2 separate regions of the Mus musculus genome follow, and region 2 is linked to region 1. A link is a loop called in an ENCODE intact Hi-C map of the cell type or tissue named here. Cell type or tissue: heart. All regions are shown on one strand. Each heading gives the region's core, and the rest is flanking DNA. Links, peaks and the distances in the headings are about the cores only.

Region 1 (5,372 bases), core at 55-5,054:
GAGAAAGTTGCAAAGTCCTAAATATACTTAACAAGAGATGTAAATCAGGGACACAAGTCCTGTGGAAGTCCCTGTAGCTTTGGCCAGGTTAGCCCAGGCTCGGGCGCTGCTGTCCCCATCCCTAGAGACCTATTCCCCTTAGTTGCACCCTAGGGGCTTTTCTGCTCTGATAATGAAGCCACCACCTAGATATTCCTAAAATAATTTCAGACCCTGGCAGTGCCCCCCCACAGCATGCTCTGGCAATCAGTGGGTGGTGATTTTTGAAGAAACAAAATTGTAAGCTAGCTTGACTGATAGCAACCTTAACTAATTAAATCCCTGTGAGAAGGGCAGTGAGAGGAAGCAGAGACTACCCACCAACAATAAGACTCTGGGAAGGCAGCACTAAAACCCAACGTTCTCTCCTGTAGAAAAGTGTCCCCAAAGAACAAGCTTCCGTCATACCTTAAGATCCCCTTAAAAACCAACTTGATCCTGGGGTAAACCTTAAGAGCTCCCACCCTCACTCCCTCTTCCCCAGTGAGTGCCCATCTTCTCCTCCTTGTTCCACAAACATTCACTTCTGCCTCAAAAGGGTGGAGCCCAAGTTCAGTTGACCTGCCAGAGAGTCCCAGCAGTCCTTAGCTTTGTGCTTGTTTCACAGCTTTGGGGCTACCAGACCTGACCAGGGAGTCCACTAGGTAGAGGCTTGGCCCACCTTTTACAGATTCCTAGGTCTGAATTTCTACTGCTTGCTTTTCCTTGACAGTCCCTGGGTTGACTCCTAGGAAATACTCTCTTGGCAGAGTCTCTCACTATCCCCATGCAGGGAAGGCTGCTTATGGTTCAGAAGATATTCCTGGTGGAGGGATCCATGGGTTATGGTGGTGTGGGTAAGCAAACTCCATGACCTTCACAGAGGACTCCTTATTCTGTATTGCTCCACTCTGTCCAAAACTGGCAATGAAGTGTGCCCCCCCCCCCACAAGGTTGTTAACTCAAGACTCCTATAGAGTTTCCAGACAGACCTGGATCACTTCTTCTGGCATATTACAGGAGCCATCAACATCTTGATCCCAAGTTTTCACTGTATGTTAAATATTGGGCAAAGGGGCTGCTTCTCAGCAGTTAGAGACAGGAGTTTCTGCTTCTGCTAGGGTATCCCCACCAGCTGCAGGTTTGTGGGTCATTTTATGACTCTCCTTTGTTCCTCACATTGCTCTCTACACCTCCCTGTTGCTCCCCACCCCTAGAGGTTCAAGCTTGGGGTTAGGAGCCACTGAGAAAGAGAGAAGGACCCATAGTCTCCGCTAGCACCTTCCAGAACTGGGTTTAAGCTCAGGTATCTTTCTTGCATCCCTGATGTGTGGCAAAGAACAGCCAACTTGCCCACACCTCCCCAACTGAGTCCACACCCTTGCTGCTACCCAGTCCTCAAGGGAAGTTACCAAAATTGCCCAGCTGGATCCTCTGGAATTATCTTGCAGTTTCCACCCATTTCCTGTCTTTGGTGCAGGAGACCTACATAGAGCGAGAAGTAGCAATGGTGGGCCAGTGGGTGTGAGGACAAAGTGTCCCCAATTCTCAATTCTTTCCCAAACCCTTTCCAAATAAGTCTAATAGACCTAAGGCAGGAGGCCCAACACCTGCAACTCAAGCAGACAGTTGTGGGAGTAATGACAAGCGGTAACCCCTCTGCCACTACATACTGGTAGGGAGATGTATTTGGACTGACTTCCTCCCTCCTTCTCTGAGGTAACAGCTCAGGGCTTATCTTTCCTGAATTTACCTGTCATCTGAAGTGAGTCCTGGGTTCACTGAGCCAGAACAATGGTCAGACCGCTCTTCTCCAGAACTTCCCTGCAGTGGTTTGTTTGTTTGGAGGATGTAAGATAAGGGTCCCAAGATTCTGGTTACAAGATGACTGAATAGCTGGGAACCAAGAAGAGGTCACAATTAGGAGCTTCAGAAGCTAGAACTCTGGGGGTTCCCTTGGGGTACCCTCCAGACTAAATCCAAGCAGGAAAGCAGGTCCTGACATTCCAAGGGGTGTTGGGGTCATGAAGTAGGCAGGGTCAGATGGAGGAAACAGCCTGATTAAGTGAGAAGATCCAACCCAGAGCAGAGAAAATGAAGATTACCTGATTTTCCCACTAGTAATTAGTAACTACTTTTAAGAGCTGTATTGTGCCTAATTACAGGCAAGGTTTAGTATCTGATTTCAAGACCTATAAGTGAGGACTTCCTGATGTTGCAGGAGACACCAGGCAAGCAAGTGTGCCTTAGCTGGTGTCCAGGGTCCCAATGGCCCTGGACAGCAGCATTCCAGTATGCATGTTGGGGCTCTCTGTCAAACCTGTCACTGTACCCCTTAATTCTCTGAGTCTGAAATTAGACCCTGAAGGTGAAGCTCCACCAGCACCGTGTGATGTGACACACTCAAGCCTCTGCCACATTATAGACAGCAGCAAGAAACGAGGCACTAGGAGTCTCTGGACATTTTGGTTCTGCACTTCCAATACCAATCTAGGGCACCATGAGCAGAAGCATCTTTCTCTGGTCAGCCGCACTGATTGAGAGAGGAGAGAGGAATGAGCATTTCAAGTCTGCCCTGAGAACAGAGCAGCCAGGCCCCTGGCTTTCAAATTGCCTGGTTCTTATTTTCCCAGCGTTTGAGATAGGAATTGGGCGGGGATGGGGGGGGGGGGTGTCGTGGGAGACTCAAAGACAGGGGACTGGCGGCTGTCCTGTCCTGTTGGACTGGCTAGTCGCAGCGCCACCTCAGGTACCTGAGCTCCACTCGTGTTGACTCTCCGCGTCTGCACACCTAGTGGACAAACGCAGGAGCCCAGGCCTTTCAGGCTTCTCCCAAACTGGAAGAGGGTGGTAGATGACTGTGGGCAAGATTTGCCAGTTCTTTTACCTTGCGAAGGTCCTTCCCCTCCTACAATTCTTTCCCCCACCCTCTAGGAGCTCTCCTCCGCTAGGCAGCGACCTCTCAGCTGGCTTGCCCATTTTAAAAGTTTTTATATTTGGAGAAGCTGACAGAGCGCGGCCGGCCACAACCCGATTCTCCAAGTGCAAGGGGGGGGGGGCAGCAATTTCCAGAGTATCTGTTGATACCAAGTGGGGCCAGAGAGACGACGCACCCTGTATCCGAGGTGTCAAGCCACGCGTAGATTTATCTGAACACTTCAGCCAAATATGTCCCATGGAGGTGCTGCAGAGCCAGCCACAGAGGAAAGGCTGTTCGCTATAGACTGTCCCCTGGCCCCAGGCCTCTTTCCCTGCCACCCCAGCTGTAGAAACGCAATCCCCGAGTTGCTTTTGTTAAAAGGGGATGGGGGAACAGATCTCCGTTGCAAAACCGGGTGTCAGACAGCTGTAAACCGGTGTCGACAGGTTGTCAAAAGCCGCGGGGGCTGGTTGGGAAGGAGCCTGCGGCCTCCGGACCCACACCAGCAGACGGGCCGTGCGCGCCCACCGGAGGAGGAGGTGGCCCGGCGGGCGCGGGGCACCACGTGCTCGCCGTGAGGGGCGGGAGCGGCCAGCGAGGGCGGGCTGGAGGCAGGGAGGGGGCGGGAGGGGAGCCAGGGGCGGGGCCTGTGCTCAAGGGGATGCCAATCAAAGCATCAACTTCAAATTGTGTCTGAGAGCCCCGCCGCCGAGCGGAGGGCGGCCGCCGCAGTCGGCGCGCGATCTCGGATACGGGCGCAGCCGGGAGCCGGGCGCCGCCAGCGAGCACTGGGCCGAGGAACAGCGAGCGGCCCCCGCCCCCGGGCCGGCCGGAGCGCGCCCGGCCCGCGGCCCGCAGCCCCCGAGTCGCGCCTCCTCGGATCGCCAGCCGGTCTTCTTGCCCGCGCAGTTAGTGTTGCCCTCCGCCACCACCGAGCCCGCGGACATGTCCTTCCCGCAGCTGGGCTACCCGCAATACCTAAGCGCCGCGGGCCCGGGCGCCTATGGTGGAGAGCGCCCTGGGGTGCTGGCTGCGGCCGCGGCTGCTGCGGCCGCCGCCTCGTCGGGCCGTCCCGGGACTGCGGAGCTGGGAGCGGGCGCGGGAGCGGCCGCGGTCACCTCGGTGCTAGGCATGTATGCCGCGGCGGGACCGTACGCGGGCGCACCCAACTACAGCGCCTTCTTGCCCTATGCCGCGGACCTCAGCCTCTTCTCGCAGATGGTGAGTGCTCCCGCCTCCCGCGCGTCCTCCTGGCCCGCACCCACGGGAGATCACCGCGCCTGGGGACATCGGGAGCGGCTGGCCCAACAGAGAAACAGAGGATCCGCAGGCAGTGTCTGGGAAAGGAACGAGAAGGGTCCTGCAGAGGGAATCCGGTGGCGGAGACCTCTTTCCCTGGGGACTCGGGAGTGCCCAGAGGCCCAGGCAGTGACCACTGTGGTCTTGGGAGGTTGGAGACCGGAGTCGAAAAGCGGGTTGCGCGCTAGTGGAGAGAAGCCTCCAGAGAAGGCCTGAGACCGCGGCAGGCTCTGGAGGTCCCGGGCAAAACCGCCAGGCTCCTCCAGTGCGACAGGGCAGGCCCGCCGGGCCCCCTCAGCCAGGGCCGCTTTACTAACACTGCCCTAACCTGGCGGCCGGCCTCGCCTGAGCGCCGCAAGAGCTTTCCCTTGGGCCCAGAAGACCTTCCTTCTCCCTCTTTGGCAGAGCAGAGATAGTTGCCCTAGACTTTGCCAAAAGGAACCGGTTAAACCTAGCGGAGTCGATCAAAAACATCCCAACAAACAATAGACATCAGCAGAGCAGAGAGGTCTCTTAATGGAGTGTGTAGGGACCATAGGAATCGGGGCTAAGAAATACTAAGTTGACATAAATTCTGGCTTCCGAAACGGTGTTTGCCTTTACTTTCGTAAGTTGCCAAACTTTTCATTTGAGCCGAAAGAAAAGCACTTTTCTTCCCGTGTTACATAAGGGAGAGTTAAAGGAACAGTGTCCCAGAGCTTAAAATAAATGGTGCTCTCCGATCTCCTGTCCCAGTGGGTGTCAGATGGGGGTGTGTGTTTAAATTTAATTCTCCACAGGAGTATTGGCCTGTCTGTCCTTCCGAATGATCACTTTTCCTTGGTTTAACGGAAAGGTCGGGCTGCTTAAACTTGAGGCCGCTAGCAAATTGCGAGGCGGGCACTGGTTTTTGGAAGGCAGCCCCCTGCTGCCCTGCTATCTTCTGGATAGAGCAATTTCCAAGAACCCTGAATTATCCAGTCTCTGGCAAAACAGACCAGACCAGACTCCTTTAAAAGGTTGGCCTCCAACTGTGCAGAAGCAAAGCGGCTAGCGCGATTTTCCGAACTTTTCTTGTAGTTTAGAAAGAAAGCCTATTTCTCAGTGGTCCGGCCAGCCAGTTGCCTTTCGGATGCTTCCCAACCAGGAAGATCAA
Region 2 (5,372 bases), core at 277-5,276, 720 kb after region 1:
TTAAGAGTGCACATGTTGTACTCAGCAAAGCCATTCAAGTAAAACTTTAAGATCCAAGGACAAAGGTGATTTTTTTTCAAAAATTATTAATCATTTATTTTTTAAAGCACTTGACAAGGGTAGTCAGTGGTATACAAGAAAAGGCATAATACTTCTACCTGCCCCAGGGGACAGGGAGACAGGGGAAACGTGCGAATCAGAGTGACATTGCAACTGGCACACCAACACTGCACGGCTCCATCTGCCTCTACTCTGTATCTCTCTATATTTATACGCAAAGGGTACAAAGCAAGCTCCTGAAATGCCTTCTCCCTGTGAAAGGGTGAGCCTAAAAAGAAGGAAGAAAAGCTCTCAGACAAACTGCTTTTAGATTCACGGTTGCTCAGGGGCCTTAGAGGATCTACCTTAAGAGCAATCTAAGCTCCTGCCAGAGTGCAGGAAAGAGGTTGTGAGCTGGAAATCAGCTCATTGTCAGCTGCAAATGCTTCTGCTATAGAGCAGATGAGAGGAGCGAAGACTGCTTTGCCGAAAGAGTACCCGCTCATGGATTCTTCTAATAAAGAACACACTCATGGATGTGATGCCTGAGATGTGAATCCCAGCAGGGTACGGATTGGTGCAAGCCTTCTCTTAGTAACAGGCCTGTAAGTAATGAGTATGTCCTTGGGGTTGTTCCTAGAAGGCACTGTTTGCTTCTGTGGAACATTTCCTGCAGTTTTTCCCAGTATTCACATACACTTTTGAATATGTAAATACGGAATACACACCTAGCTATGTGCACATCTTTTTTTTTTTTTTAATTCAGAAAAAAAAAAAATACTTCTGCCTGGAGATGACATTCCAAATTGACAGTGCCTTCCAGAATATTCGCTCACTGGTGATCAGGGTCCTGTATTTATAGGAGGAATATTTTCTTTGCATTCCCCCAAGGCTTGAGTATCTTGCATCTTTGCAAACTGCCCAGGGCAGAGTATTCTGGCGCTATCTGCTAACACCAGAAGGTTCTACATTACATATTTTATGTTAAGATGCAAAGCAGTGTCACCTAGGGGCCTCAGATCTTTGAGGAGAAATGGTATTTTTGTAATGAGTGTATCCTTTCCCCCATCAGCTAGCTTTTCGAAGCATGAAGACATGTTAATTTTTTGACCCTCTCTCCCCAATGATATTAAGAAAAAAAATTTCCATAAAGGAGTTAACTGTGTGTAGTTAAAGTGAAATACACACATAGATTAAATGCTAAAAATCTACAAAGCCTTAGCTTCAAGTTCCTATTTAACTAAACTCTAACTGTCTCTCAGGTAGAGTAAACCATCTACTCATTTCATTTATTAATTGGTATCAATGCACCTACCCATTTCATTTATTAATTGGTCTCAATACTTCTGAATAATCTCCTGTCTGAGTATAGTTGTTCACAGTCAAGGAATAAACAGCAGTTCTGTTTCTACACCGCACTGCATTTACTTTCCAAGAGTCATACATAGTTCCATAGTTTGGTCTAAATATAATACTGCCTATGCAGTGTGGGTCTATGTACATGCAATGTTTGTGTATGTATGTCTATAAACGATCGGCTTGGGAACTGTAAGGAAGACACAAATGACAGTGAGTTCTGACTGACAATCTGCACATTTAATGAGGAACTCTGCCCAATTTAATGAATCCAGGATCTTCACCAGGCATCATTTTGAAGAGAACTCGCATCTACTTCTCTGCATGTCAGCTTTGGCCTCCGTGTGGAAGTGGATGTGTCCCTAATGGAAGGCATTTCCTTGCAAACTATCGAGCATATATAAGCCATGAGTACTAATTTACTCAGGCAGAGAGGCCAAAGAGGTGTGGAAGGGTGTGTGTGTGTGTATGTGTGTGTGTGTTTGTGTGTGCTTGTGTGCCCAGAGAAGGGGAGAAGAAATGTTCAAATGACTGGGCTGTCAAGACAGTGAGAGGTTTAATCAGGATGGGGATGTCCTGTGTGCATTAGCAGAGGAGTAAAACCATGAGAAAAAAAGAGAATCATTTCATGTCACAATCACAATGAGACATCGGCGCCTAATTGGGCCTTAGCTGGTGGTAAAGCAGGCAGCCTTCAGTCCGGGGCTGCTCATCTCCTTCCTTTTGCTCAGGAGATTGTAAGGTTAGCCTGGCACTCCCTCCTGAGTGTGGTGCTGTCCCTCTGTCTCAGGCTCAGGGCTTGGGAGCAGTACCTTGCTTTCCCTCACTTTCCTGTCTTTGGAACAGAGTTTGTTCCAAATCCTGGAGATGCATTCCTGTAATATTCGAGGAGAACCCCAGGTGTTTATTATATAGGTAGCTGCTGTGGTTTGATGATTGAAGGATAATCTCGTCCCTAACGAGATGATGCTTATGCCATTCTCAATATTAAGGTTCTTTAAAAGAAGATAGCACATTTACTGCCTATTTTGTCTCATAATCTCTCCTTTTTTACACCACTCTGCCACACCATTTGTTTGTGTGTTCGATGCTGTGGTTGCTGTGATCATTACTGTTGTTTGTTTGTTTGTTTGTTTGTTTTTTAACCCACGAGTACTGTCATTGTTCTCCTGTGTGGTCTCAAGACCTGGCAACTTCAAGGTGAAGGAATTCAGGCTGAGCCAAGCAGTCAAAGGGCAGATTGGCCTTAATTCAGACAAGTCAGCTCCAAGGACCAGTGAGGCTAATTACTAGATTTGGTCACAGACAGACAATGGAACCCTAGAGGAAGTGACAATGAATTCACAATTGGTCTAAATCCGCACCCCCCCCCCCCCACACACACACCATCCCTGTGGGACTGACTCTCAGAGCAGCCCAGCTGCAGGCCTTGACAATGCTGCCACCTGCTGCTACAGGCAGCTCTGACCAGCAGCTCTGTGCCCTCAGCAGAACCAGCTGTGGGCGAGCCTTTGTTCAGGATGCTTGAGGGTTCCCAGGGTGCCAGTCTCTTCTGGAGAAAAGGCTTAGCTGCTCCCTGCTTACGCTACCTGCATCACATCGAGTGATTATTACTAGAGGGGCACACACTAGGAGCTGTGCTGGTGTGAGTTCCCAGCCACACTGTGTGCTTCCAGAGGTGTCTCAAGTTCAGCCGCAGGTCTCAGAAGCAGTTTACAGCATGCCCATCCTACGCCCACCCTCCACCATTGAACAAAACAAAAGGGCCTTGCTCTTCTCCATAGCTAATGGGAAGAAAACCTTGAGCAAGCCTTGCTCTCCCTGTCTGGCTATGAGGCAATGTGGCCATAAATAATGACTTAGTATAATTGTGTCATCTGTCAGATGCGTCTGATAGATGTGTATGTAGGCCTAGGTGGAATTTAAGCCGTCCTTCTGATAGATAATTTACTGCAGCAGGCTCTAAGCCAGCCTGGCCTTGAAAGCAGAGACTCCCTTTCCCACAGTGCTTCTAGGTTCAGCATTCTGACATCCTGTTGCAGTCTGCTGGCATGTGCTATTATCAGGGTCAAGGGGCTTTGGACAGATGACCGGCTTCAGAATCATGTCTGGAAAGCTGACTTGTACTTTTGTTTCTCCAACTGGAATCAGGTCTGGGACAGTCTCATTGACTGTACACAGGAAAACTAAACCCTATATTCCTTTAAAAAATAGATATTTTATTTATTTACATTTCAAATGTTATTCCCTTTGCCTGTTTCCCCTCCACAAACCTCCTATCCCATCCCCCATCCCCCTGCTTCTATGAGGGTGCTCCCCCACCCACCCACTCCTGCCTTGTCACCCACACTGGAGCATCGAACCTTCACAAGGCTTCTCCTCCCATTGATGCCCCAAAAGGCCATCCTCTGCTACATATGCAGCTAGAACCACGGGTTCCTCCATGTGTCCTCTTTGGTTGGGGGTTTAGTCTCTGGGCACTCTGGGGGGCGGGGGTCTGATTTGTTGATATTGTTCTTCCTATGGGGTTACAAACCCCTTCAGCTCCTTCAGTCTCTTTTCTCTCACTCCTCCATTGGGGTCCCCACATTCAGTCCAATGGTTTGCTGTGATCATCCACATCTGTATTCTTTGTATGTGATGGTAGACCCTGCTTTTGAAATGCCCATGGTTCCTAAATGTAGCCTGCTTTTCTTCCAATAGGCATAGTGGTTATGTGGATGGGTAGAGTTATTCATGCTCAGCTATGAGTGGAAGAAGAACATGGTCTAAAAATACAGTGTGGCCAGAAGAGGCAAATAAATGTTATTAATCACTGAATGACTCATCTAAAGTCAGAGTGGCTATCTGTAGCTACTTTAAGAACAAGGCAGAACCAACCCACTCCCCTGGGACACTGGCCTCCACTTCTCAGAGAGTTAGGCAGGAACATTTGCCCACAGAGTTTCTAGAAAAGAAAAACATCTCCCCCCAAGCCAGTTTCTGAAAAAACAAACAAACAAATAAACAAACAAAAAACCAAACAAACAAAAAAATTGAGACATGCAAAGTTTATTTTGATCTATAATAAGATGAGACTCTAAAATTGGTTATGTAATGGAATATGTTTCCCATTAAAGGGGACATCTTATACTAACCAGGAGAAATTTTCTATACTAATCAGGGGAATTTTTGTATTTGATATGTTTCTTCTAAGCCTCGGGTTTAAATGTTACTTGAAAATAAGCTAAGAAGAGGAAACTTAGTGATGTCCCTGGGTGAGAGCACTATACATTTTGTCTTTGTTCTTCTGTCTCAGTTGGTAGGTTTCTATTTTGGTGGGAGCAACAAATTATCAAAACTCACTGAATTATTGCAGTGCATATTCCATGGTTACAATGTGGAATCTCAAATATTTATCATAGATAGATAGATAGATAGATAGATAGATAGATAGATAGATAGATAGATATTATATATCACCCATTTGCACACTTCTAACCAACTGTTTAAGTTTCATAAAGTAGAGTAGGACTACAGTTCTTCTCTAAGAATGGATTTGTTAGACACTGAGGCAGCCTCAGCACATCATGAAGTAGACTTTCTTAATAGTTGTTAGAAATCCATCAACAGTCTTGTCTCTGTTAAAAGTGGTGGGTACTTGACCAGCACAAACCAGTTTGCACATAAGTTAGTTGGCAGGAAGGAATATGCAAAGAACACAGGTTAACGTCTCTTGAGAAACTGGTTGTGAAGACTCAGCAGAAGTCCCACGCTCTATCCAGTGCAGATGCTGCTGGTCTGACACTGCACCTCCATGGCACATCAGGTTTTTGTCCTTGTTTCCTAGTGCCAGAAGGTAGTAGCTACAATTGGTGTTTCTTTTATACCCAGGGATAGACAGTCAAGTAGTTATTCTGAATAATAGAGCATTCAGGCAAGTGTAAGGGAAGGGAAAACGACAGTGGCCCACAGAGACCAGCAAACTGCAGGCTCAG

The links. A loop is a pair of places that touch in the nucleus more often than their neighbours do. Peaks named below come from ENCODE experiments on the same cell type or tissue, not always from the same donor. Only the 100,000 strongest peaks of a DNase experiment are listed, where the experiment ranks them.
Region 2: it touches region 1 in a loop (5-fold over the local background); 3 of 42 quality-filtered maps call a loop at or near these places.

The regions. Positions count from the first base shown.
Region 1 is chr13:71,962,000-71,967,371 of GRCm38, reverse strand. It overlaps Irx1 (Iroquois homeobox 1), which reads left to right and starts at 3,649. Exons shown (of 4, transcript NM_010573.2): 1 at 3,649-4,159. The coding sequence starts at 3,884. In heart, for the core only: a CTCF peak has its summit at 2,821; no DNase peak of the experiment used is centred there; H3K4me3 peaks cover 2,491 bases; H3K27ac peaks cover 2,249 bases; H3K27me3 peaks cover 3,411 bases.
Region 2 is chr13:71,246,330-71,251,701 of GRCm38, reverse strand. No RefSeq gene overlaps it. Among named protein-coding and RNA genes, the nearest start is that of Mir466f-4, 140 kb to the right of the region's middle. In heart, for the core only: a CTCF peak has its summit at 2,839 (motif pointing left); no DNase peak of the experiment used is centred there.